Regions from separate parts of the Mus musculus genome. Here region 2 is linked to region 1. The links are chromatin contacts, found by POLR2A ChIA-PET in ENCODE. All regions are on one chromosome and are shown on one strand. Each heading gives the region's core, a stretch centred on a gene start or an enhancer-like site at or near the end of the contact. The rest is flanking DNA. Distances are from core to core; before and after follow the strand shown.

The links. ChIA-PET counts read pairs that join two places held with the same protein, here RNA polymerase II (POLR2A).
Region 2: POLR2A ChIA-PET joins it to region 1 with 13 read pairs in embryonic stem cell. The contact joins the promoter of Evl here to the promoter of Cyp46a1 in region 1. POLR2A ChIA-PET finds 5 or more read pairs at or near these places in 3 of 5 experiments (Patski and embryonic stem cell).

Annotation. Positions count from the first base shown.
Region 1 is chr12:108,331,892-108,337,412 of GRCm38, forward strand. It overlaps Cyp46a1 (cytochrome P450, family 46, subfamily a, polypeptide 1), which reads left to right and starts at 2,425. Exons shown (of 15, transcript NM_010010.2): 1 at 2,425-2,673. The coding sequence starts at 2,555.
Region 2 is chr12:108,552,516-108,558,036 of GRCm38, forward strand. It overlaps Evl (Ena-vasodilator stimulated phosphoprotein), which reads left to right and starts at 2,205. Exons shown (of 13, transcript NM_007965.3): 1 at 2,205-2,698. The coding sequence starts at 2,694. It overlaps Gm16596 (predicted gene, 16596), which reads right to left and starts at 3,103. Exons shown (of 3, transcript NR_045753.1): 1 at 2,864-3,103.

The sequences.
Region 1 (5,521 bases), core at 1,175-3,674:
TTGATCTCCAAGTGCATGGGCACCTCCGCCACATACATAGGGCTGGAGAGGTGACTCAGCAGTTAAGAGTTCTTACTGCACAATGATCCCAGTGCCCACCTAACACACCGTTCACATCTGTAACCTCAGCTCCAAGAGGGAATGGAGACAGGATTGCTGGCCATTGCTGAATTCTAGCCTAGAAGAGAAAATCTGAGTCCCAGGTTCAGGGAGAGACTCTGTCTCAAAGGAAGAGGTGGTGAGAGCAAGAGAGTATTTGATACCCTTTTCTGTCACACAAGCACGCGCGCGCACACACGCACACATACAAACACACACCACTTGCTAATAAATTTTGGTTATTAACTTTCTGGGACATAGGGTCTGCATGAGCAGCAGCTTGTGTCGCACAGCTAACTATAGGAGAGTTAGTTAGGAGCGTCATGGGCATGGAGACACAAACAGAGTGGATGTGGGATCTGGGACAGGATGCCACTGACACACTCCAGCCAGGAAGAGGGGCAGAAAGGGTGGGGTGAGGGGCCCTGCCAAGCCAGAGGTCACTAGAGTTGCCTGATGTGTCAGAGAATATTATTACCTTTCCCTTTCCTTAGTCTGTCCTGTGTGGAGCATCTCAGACTGTGCCCAGAGTCCATTGGAATCAGGCCTTGCCTCCAGGGAGTCTCTCTCTGTTCTGAGTCCTGACACAAAGTTAAGTCCACACAGCTTAGGATATCTGCTAAGCTCAGGGTGAGGGGTCATAACACCCTCCTAAAGTGACCATGCCATGCTTCTCTGCTCTGCACACCACCCTCCCAGTATTGGAAATTGAACCCAGGACCTTGTATTGTGTGTTTACAAACAAGCACCTTACCACTAAGCCAGATTGCTAACCCTTAAAAAAAAAGAAAAAAGAAAAAAAATTAGGACAGGGTCTTAAGTTGCTCAGACTAGCCTTGAACTCTGAAGGCCTAAAATATTTTATTTTTGAGACAGGGTTTCTGTATAGTCTTGGCCTGGTCTGCCTTCCCAGTGCTGAGATTCAAGGTGTGTATCACCCACCATATCCACCTAGCCTCGAACTTTTGATCCTTTCTCCTGTGAGCACCACGATGCCCCACGGTCTTTGCTGTCTACTCTCTTTAACTCGCCTAAAAGCACGCAAGAAGTCTACACCCTCCTCGCAGTCTCATGCCTTCATCTCCTCTCAATTCAGGAGCTTTCACAAATGGCTAAACTAAACTGGCTGACCTTCCTCTGCCCCCAAGCAGGGCCACGGGAGGTCCCTGTTGCGCACATGCGACTGCCGCTCGCTACCACACGGGGGCGCGGTGGCAAGCCACATCCCCCTAATGCCACTCAGAGGCCAGTCCCCGGTTGGATGCTTGGCTTCCCGTCTTGTTCAGGCTGAGGTGGCCTCTCCAGACCGAAATCAAGCACAGCTCCTAAAGCTCTCCCCGTCACCTGCAGCTCACGGATCCCTGATATGTCCCTCCCGGGGGCTGGTCCTGTATACCCGGAAATGTAGGCACACGGTCCACACTTTTTTCCTGTTTTTCTGTCTTCAGACCCCTCCAGGACCTAACCAAGGTCTCGGAGTAGTCAGAAACCGACCTTCTCTCGAGGTCTTCAGAGCCCCCACTCCCCAATCCCGAGGCTCTTTATCTAGTCAAGGAGAGCGCACATCTGGCCCTCCCATCCACTGCAGGCCTATCTGAGCGTCCCCCACGGGAACTGAAACTCGGAAGTGAGGAGCACTTTGCGCTTCCACCGGGTGAGAAGGCGGAGCACAGCCCAGCACATTCCTATGGACCATCACCCATACTCAGGATTATGGTTTTCCCGGGCCCAGGAACTCCTGCATCCTGCTAGGATCTTGTCCTCCGCCTCCGGGCGGACGCTGGCACACAGCGGGCGCAAGGCTTGCACCGACCTGCAATGAAGGCGCAGCGCGAGGACATTTGGGATTGACTAACTTTGGGGCGCTAAGGTTTCAGGGAGATGTTTGAGAACAGTCAGCGCAAGACGGGGATTGGAGGGCTGGGAAAGGGTTTTCAGAAGGTTTGCACGAGAAAGGAAGAGGCCTGGCACTGCACGCGGAGAGACAGTTGGCGAGGCCAAAGGGGCGGAGCCAGCGGACGGGATTTGCGCCGCCGCCTGGGCAGCTTGCGCCCAGGAAGCGAGGTTGCCAGGACAACGCGTTCTGGGCGGGGCGACTTCGGGGTGGAGTCTGAGCTCAAGAGAGGGTAGAAGGGGCGTGGCCTCAAAGTCTGAGCCAAAAGCCAGGTTGTGATTGGTGAATACTTATCGCTCTGGGCGGGAACGGCGTGGCGGCTGGGGCTGGGCCTCAAAGAGGGCGTGGCCGTGCGGGGGCGGGTCCTGAGAGCTAGGGCTGGAGGCGGAGACGTGGTTGGCGGGTCCGCGTGCCCGGGGCGGGGTCGAGCCAGCGGGGGCGGAGCCGAGCGGCGGGGGCGGTGCTGGTGAGCGCGGGGCCTGGGGCCGAGGCGGCGCGCAGCGCTGACAGCTAGTCGGTCGCAGCCTCCGGCCCCCTCTGCACCGGCGCCGACCACGAGCCATGAGCCCCGGGCTGCTGCTGCTCGGCAGCGCCGTCCTGCTCGCCTTCGGCCTCTGCTGCACCTTCGTGCATCGCGCTCGCAGCCGCTATGAGCACATCCCCGGGCCGCCGCGGCCCAGGTGAGCGGGGGGTGGGGGCGGGGGCCTGGCTGGGGCTCTCGATCGCGGGGTCTGGGGACCGCGTCAGAGCCAGCGCCCAGGACGGGGGTCCAGCCTCGTCTTGTACGCACGGCCAGCCCGGAGACGCAGGCCCGGAGAGGGGCGCTAACTATTCTTAGTAACAAATTACTCACAGCCGCAGCAGCTGCTGGGCGCCCACCGCGCTTGGCTGGGCCGCACAAATGTGTCGGCAGCTACAGTCCTGTCAGGTAAGCGCTGCTGTTACCCCATCGTTCAGACCTGCAGACTGAGGCGCACGCGGGGAAGTCACCTGCCAAGGTCACACAGTTGGTAAGCCTAGATTTAAACCCAGGTTAGGCTGCTTTCGAAGTGGACGCTGCTAACTTTAGGACTTGGACAGGGCCAACCTGTCCAAATACTGAACACTGTACTCCCGTCACGTTTTTCTGTTTCTGTGTTTCTGTCCTGGGACATTCCATTTGTCCTCAGTATTTCCATTCCGTTTTTGGCCACTTTACCAATGGCTCCCATCAAAAGCTTACCTTTCTTTTCCTTTTCTTTCTTATTCCTTTTCTCACCCCCCCCCCTTTTTTTTTGGAGACAAGGTTTCTCTTCAAAACCCTGGATGTTCTGGAACTCACTATAGACCAGGCTGACCTCAAAACTCACAGAGAGATCTGCCTGTCTCTGCCTCCTGAGTGCTGGGATTAAAGGCCTGTGCCACTATACCTGGCAAGAGCTTTTTGAAGCTTAGAGTAGATGTGTAATGAAAGTGTCCCAAGGGCTTCCCATCACTTCAGAGTTGAAAAATCCCGTTTCACATGAACCATACCACACAGCTAGCAAGCTACTACTAAGTTCACAGGCAACTTAGTACCTGTCCCCTCTTGCCCCCTTTGCATACTACGGTTGCCCTAAGCCTGCCTGTCCCCTACATCTCTCCATTGGCTCTCCCCATTCACCTTCTCTGGCCTGTGAGTGGTATTTTCTTGTTCTCATATCAAACAGGCTGTCCCAATCCCTCTATGTGAAGCCTGCCCAGCCCCGGTAATTTTAAGGCTACCCCTGGAGTCACCTTTTTTCCCACCTGTTGATTGCCCCATGCTAAAATGTGAGCCCAAATAGGGCAGAGATGTTGGGTTTGCTTGTGTCATACCTCCAGGGCCTGGCATGTTGCACTTAATTGCTCAATAAATAAATATCTGTTGAATGAATAAATAAATAAGCAAAGGTATTAGACACATTTCTTAAAGACCTCTGGATATGAACATTCTGGAAGGTACCATCTCCAGTACAGCAGCCTGAATTCCTGTTTGTGGACCCGAGTGACCCCTGTGGCTGGAGACATGGGGAGGCCACTCTTCTCTCCCTTGTGTCTCTGCCCTCCTTTTGACCTTGGGGGTCTCCCTTGGACACCCCCCCCCTTGCCTTGTTTAGCACTTACAACTTTCACTCCTCCTAAACAGGCCTTCTCCAGGACTGCATGGCTTGGCTTAAGGCTATGCTAACTCCTTAGGGAGGGGGCCCTTCTGTTGGACCTATAGCCCCTTAAGTCACCGTGCCACCTCTTGTTAAGTGTTTGTCTCAGTCACTGTGGTAGCCTTGATGTCTCTCCCAGCAGAATCTGGCACATGCACAAATTCCAAGTTGGATGGTGGAATTTCTAGGTTCTGTCTCCAAGCCATCCATCCACAGTTTAGAAGTGAGCAAGCATCTATTGTTCTGACAATGTCTTCTAAACCTATGGGCTTTGGACCTTTCAGACCTGATTGGAGAAGGCAGGGCTGCTCACTTTCTCTGAAAGGAAGGAAGGAAGGAAGAATAAAAAGACGAAAGAAAAGGATATAATGTGCATACTTTTAAAATCTACCCTTTGAAAGTGTTTAGCTGAGCTACAGAGTTGCATAACCATCAGCAGTAATTCTAGAACGTTTCTTTCACCCCCAAGAAGAAATCCTGTATCCATTGTCAAGAACGCCCTGTCTGCCTGCCCAGGCATCCCTAGCACTGGTCTGCATCTGTCTCCATGGGTGGCCTGTACTAGATACTTCATATGAATGGAGGCTTACAACCTGGAGCCCTTTGTGTCTGCCTTCTTTCACTTAGGACAATGTTTTAAGGGCCATCTGTCTTAGTTTGCTTCTACTGTTGCTATAATAAAACACCATGACCAAAGGGAATTTGGGGAGAAAGGGGTTTACTTCACTTTGCAGGCTACAGTTCATCATCTGGGGAAATCAAGGCAGGAACTTGGAAACAGGGACCTGGAAATGGGAACTGATGCAGAGGCCATGGAGGGTGCTGCTATCTGGCTTGCTCCCCATGGCCCACTCAGCCTGCTTTCTTATACAACCCAGAACCACCTGCGTAGGGATGGCACTGCCCACAGTGGGATGGGTCCTCCTGTATCAATTACTAATCAGGACTGCCTATAGGCCACTTTGTTGGAAGCATTTTCTCAATTGAGGTTCCTTCTTCTCAGAGGACCCTAGCTTGTGTTAGGTTGACAAAAACCAGACAAAAACAACCCTGAGTCTGTCTGTCCTGTGTTGTCATTCTCTCCATCTCTTACACCAGAGTCTGCCTGTGACTTCCAGGTGTGTTGAACAGTGTGAGGAGGCTCAGGTTCCTTAGTAGGTGAACTGAACAATACATAAATCCAGAGATTTGGATTTAAACTGGATTGGTGGTTAAATATAAAATGACTAAAGGAAAGTTCTGGAACATCTTCTAGCACAAATGAGAGGCCCTGGCGTTCAAAGCCCGGACTCATAAAACTGTGGTTGGTAGGAAGCCTATGTAACAGCATCAGTTCCTTCAGTGCTCTAGGGCTGTGCCAGCTTGCGAG
Region 2 (5,521 bases), core at 955-3,454, 220 kb after region 1:
CTGGCAAGATGGCTCAGTGGGGAATGGCATTCAATTTGCTGCACATGAATATTCAGTTTGCAGCCTCCAGCCCTTTGAAAAGCATCAGTAAGCCACTCATAAGGGCAGAGAGCCCTGTGGCCCAGGGTCTCCCTCTGAGGTCCCATGTTGTTGCATTGGACTCTAAGTTTCCAAAACATACTCTTTGGGAGATACAGTGAAACACCATGACAAGGCTCCTCGGAGTTTCTGACCAGTCTACCCAAGGAATGTAGCTGGCAATAACGTCTTAAATGGTGGAAACTCTCAGCTTAGCTCCAGGCAGGATTGTAACAGCCGTGAGCTTCATTCAGCCTCTTAAGGTCCACAGAGCCTGCGGGACGGTTCCCTCCCACCCCATCAAATGCCTCCTGTCTCGGTGTCTTCCCAAGGGCGGCTGCAAGGCTGTGGTGTAGAAACTGTCTCTCTTCAAGCTGTGCACCGTTATCTTAAGGAGAGTCACCTGAAGCTGAAGAGCTCAATCTGTGAGTCAATACAGGAACCCCAGGCTAACCTCAAGTTGTGAGAGCAAAATGGATCAAAGGTAATTTTTATTTCTTGCCAGAATGGAACACAGCACCCTTTGTCAGTCATTCCTGCCAACCGCTGCCAAGTACTTCCATAGATAAGGGGACAGGCATTGTGAGAGAGGGAACGTCATCGTCCCCACCACACTCAGTGAATTCCTAAAACCAGCAGCTCTGGTCCCAAGGATGTCTCTGCAATCTGTTTCTTTCATCAGAGGGCTCCGTGAGCTGCCAGAAGGGCCGGGCCAAGACAGACAGGGACCACTCCCATCCTCTGCTGTATCCTGCTTCCCTGTGGAGGCTGCTGATCTTTGTCTAAACCAGCCCTACATTTAATGCCAAACATGTTTATCCAGTAGGTGGGAATCCCGAAGCTCACCTTACAGGCTGCTGAGGATCTGTTGAGGCACCAAGGTCAGTAGGAAACAGACTGAAAGGGACTTGCTCACATTTCTCCCTACCCCCACCCGCCCTTCCCCTTTCCCTAACAGCTAGCCATTTGAAGCCAACCTCTCTTGAGCAAAGCAGAAAGAAGGCTTTATTCCTTGGATGTAGAAGAACTTGGTGTTTCCCACTCTTCTGATATAAAATGTTACAAAAAGTTAAACAGTTTTTGAAACATGTGGCCTCAAAAAGATTTCTTTTTGGAGGCCACCGGTTCTTGGCTTTGGAAAATGGGTTCTCCTCAAAAGTGTCAGTGATTCTAGTGTGGGGTGCAGAGGAAGGACACTATCTTTACAGCAAACCCACCAACTAATTCTTCCCTCCAAGTTACAGAATGGCAACAACTTGTTAGACCCCAGGGACAGACACCTGGAGATTGGTGGAAAAGCACAATGTCTGGCTGGAATAAAAGTGTGCACCAACCCGGACTCTCCTGGGGACACCTGGAATACCTTCAGGTGACCTGAGGCCTGAGTATTTTCATAACTCTTAGGATGTGACAAGGCTCTTCTGTAACAAAGAGACCAATCTGGTTCCCAGGAAGAAGGGAACACATGAGGTTAGGAGAACTATAACCTCAGGCATTGCTAACAGTACTGCAGAGCAAGGGATCCGTTTAAAAATTGCAACTTTCAGCCCATAATGCTCTGTTCTGAATGCACTGGAAAGCCGGTTCAGTAGGGCTCCACGTGCCTCCTGGCACTCTCCCCGCTCAGCCTTGCCTCACAAATCACACCCTTTGCCCTAAGCCTCTCCACCTGCCCTTTTCTATACAACTCCTCCACCACCAGGGATTCTGTGGGGTCTCTGCCCGACTCTGCTCGCCTAGCTCCAGGTCAACGCCCCAAACCCCGGCCCCAGGCCCACCACCCTCCAGCCCTTTCCGCGGAGCTCCGCTTTGTCTCTCCCTACTAACCCCATCCTCCAGGCCTCTCCTAGACCTAAGATCCCTAAGCTTTCCCGTTAAGGTCGCCCCGGTCTTTCTCTCGCAGACAAGACCCTGGAATTCACTAAGTTAACCCCATTCCTCTAAGCTACAGTATCTCCTTTGGGACCTTAGGCCACGCCCCCCGTCTTGCCCCCAGGCCCGGTTGCCCAGCCACCCTTTCCACAAAGCTTCGCCCCGCCCCTCTGAACCTGGGCCACACCCCTGCCCCGCCCCTCACGCCCCGCCCTCTTAGAGGCGCGGACCACGGAGCCCCGCGCCTTTTGTGTGGAGCTTCGCTGCGGCGCGCGCTCATTCCCTCCGCGGCCGCCGACCGAGGGGCGTCGGCGCGCGCAGTCTCCTCGGCGGGCGGAGGGGTCCTCCGCCCCGCGTGCACCCCGCACCCCGGACCCCATCCTCCGGCCGCCGCCCCGAGTCTCAGGCGGACGCGCGCGCTCGCTCCCGCCCGCGAGACCCCGCCGCTCGCCCCCTCCCCCGGCCCGTCGGCGGGCGGTCGGGACGCGCACGCGCCGGCCCGGGCACGCGCGCCCGCCAAGATGGCAGGGGCCGGGGCCCAGCTGTCAGTCGCCACCGCCGCCGCCGCCGCGGCCGCGCTGCCTCGCAGCTAGCGGCCCGGACGCCCGCCGGAGAAGATGAGCCCCCGCCGCCGCCTGCAGCCCAGCCAGACGCGGAGCCGCCGCGCCCGGGGTCGGCTGCCCCGCTAGCGTCCCGTCGCGCCGCGCTTTCATCCCCGGCCCCGTGCCCGCCCGGCAGCCACGATGAGGTGAGTCGGGGCCTCGAGCGCAGCGAGGCCTGGAGCGCCCGGCGTGGAGGGTGGGGTGCCCGGGCATCGAAGCGGCCCCAGAGCCCCCAGCCGGCGGCCCAAGCACCAGAAGACGCTCAGGCCGCGGGGTCCGCGGGAGGCCGCGCCCGCCTTGCGGTGCCTTACCGCTGCGCGCGCCGCGCCGGCGGTCCACACTTTGCCATCCGCACGGAGCTCTTCTCCATTAGGGCGCTCTCCTCTTCACCTTTCTCTTCTGACCTGTCCCCTTTCTCTTGCCAACCCTCAGAGTGTGCAACCCCAAAAGGTACGGCTTTTGATGTGCCACTCAGCTAGAACCTTGTCAACACCCAGAAACCCGCGTGCCCTCTTCATTTGCTGCACCCAGCCTTCCTTTCCAGACTAACCTTAGCCTGCTTTCTGGGGTGGGGTGGGGCGCGGGGCAGCGTATGCCGGGTTTTCTTTCTCTCTTTCTTTTTCTTTTTTTCTGTGCAATTTTATCTTCTAGGCACATCTTTCTTAAACACCGTAGCGTCCAATTGTAGATTCGGTTCACCTGTTCTGTGAACTGTTTAAATCAAATAATGCACTGTTGTAATTTTTGTGTCTGCCTACTTTCATCAAAGATATTTCTGAAGTTCGTCCATAGTGTTTCTATTATCTACTTACTGTCCTGCATAGTATAGATAGTACACACTGTATCCATTCTACTGTTAGTAGACTTTTGAGTTGTGTGTAGCTTTTCCCCATTAACGTTGCAATGAATATGCCGGTGGGTGTACTTCCTAAAGCATTCATATCTATTGAGTAGATAGTTTCCCTACCCACAAGTAAGTTGGGTTTTTTGTTTGTCTGTTTGTTTTGTTTCGTTTTTTTGTTTGTTTGGTTTTTTTTACATAAAAAACATGTACATCTTTTGTCGTAGTTGATAGAACTAAATCCCCAAAATCATGTTATCACTTTATACCAGCAAGCATTTACTAGCCCTTGTTTAAAAATTCCTGACACCTCTTGGTATTGTCTGTGTGAAATTTTAGCCATTATGGTGAGTGTGAAGTGACATTCCATCAGGGTTTTAATTTGCAGTTTCTGGTTGACTAAAGCGACTGATTGTCCATTTGTGTGTGTTTGGTGGTTTTTTTGTTTTTTGTTTTTTAAATAAAGTGTCTGTTTAAGTATTGTCCAGTTTAGCTTCTTCTTAATTAGTAGAGTTTCCTATTTTTAAGTGAAGAAGATAGCTTGTTAACATTTTGAAGAAATGCTAGTATTTTGCTTTTCATATGAAATGATGCTGTCTACCTGGAGTTGGTTTCTGTGTAATGTGGAAACAGAATTCATGTTTTACTTTCTCCTAGCATGATTTATTCCTCGCTGTTTACCAAGATCACCGTTTCCATCAACTGCAATGCCACCTTTGTCACCTTCCAGTCTTCCATGTGGGGTCATTTCTGTCTGTCTGGAGAACATCTTTTAGTGTTTGTCTTTCTGCCTATTGCAGTGTTGGGTATATCAGACCAAGGGTCTTGTATGCATCCACTGGTTGAATTCCGAAGCTTTTGTCTGTTTGTTTTTTGTATCTTTTATGTGTATGCATGCATGTGTGCATACATTGTGTGTGTGTGGGGACACCCAAGCCTGGGGGTGGCATTGGGAGTTGCTCTTCAATTTCTTCACTGAGGCAGGGTCTCTCGGGTGAACCCACAGCTGGCCACTAACGATCTGTGGTCCTGTCTCCGCCTAACAGAATTGTAGGGAGGCTGCCACACCCACCCACTTTTATATGGGTTATGAGGATAGACCTTCAAGCTCGCATGGCAAGCAATTGATCCTCAGCACCATCTCCTCTGTCTGTGTTTTTGTTGTTTTTGAGCAGGGTCTCAGGCTGACCTGGAACTCACCATCTTCCTGTCTGTTGAGATTATGAGTGTACACTGCCGGCCCGGTCCCTTTAGTATTAAAAAATTCTGCTGGCACAGATTGTTAGGCTTTGTTTGAAAATGTTTATCCTTCACCTTCTTCTGGTTTATAAATAATTTCATTGAGATGAAACTCATAGCACAAAGCGTCCATGAAAGCATGCAATTCATTGGTGTTTAGTCTATCCACAGAATTCCACAACCATTCCCATTAGAACTTTCTCCTCCACTTAAAAGAATCCTTTCATTGATTAGTTTCAGAACTCAGGACTTCCCTTGCTTAATAGTCTTTAAAGCTGTCTTGTAGTCTGACTTGATTGTTCCTGTTGAGGAGTCACTTGTTATGTTATATAACATGTTTCACATGCTCTGAGAGTAGTTCTTGGTTTTTGGTTTATTGTTTTATTTTGAGATAGGGGATCACACTGTAATCCAGGCTGGCTTCAACTCCTTGGCTGTGCTGGGACGACAAGTGTACAACCCTGCTCAATATCAGGCTCTTGTGTGTTTTTATCTTTATAGTTGGGTTCCTATGCCTTTTTCCTCCTCCTCCTCCTCCTCCTCCTCCTCCTCCTCCTCCTCCTCCTCCTCCTCCTCCTCCTCCTCCCTCTCCCCTCCCCTCCCCTCTGGCTCAAACTCAGAGAGATCTATCTGTCTCTGCCTCCAGAGTGCTGGTCATATGGCTTCTTGAATCTATGGCTGCGTATGTTTCATTAGCTTTCCCCACACCAGCTGTAGGGCCTGCCTTTATCCGTTTTCTCTTACACTTGCTCTAGGCCTGAAGTTATTTATGTGGACCATTTTATAGATATCGGTTTCTCTTTCCTTCTTCGCCCTTTTCATTGACTTCTCTGTTCTCCCCTTTGGGTATCTCTTTACTCATCTTTTCTGCTCTATAGAAACTGTGGTT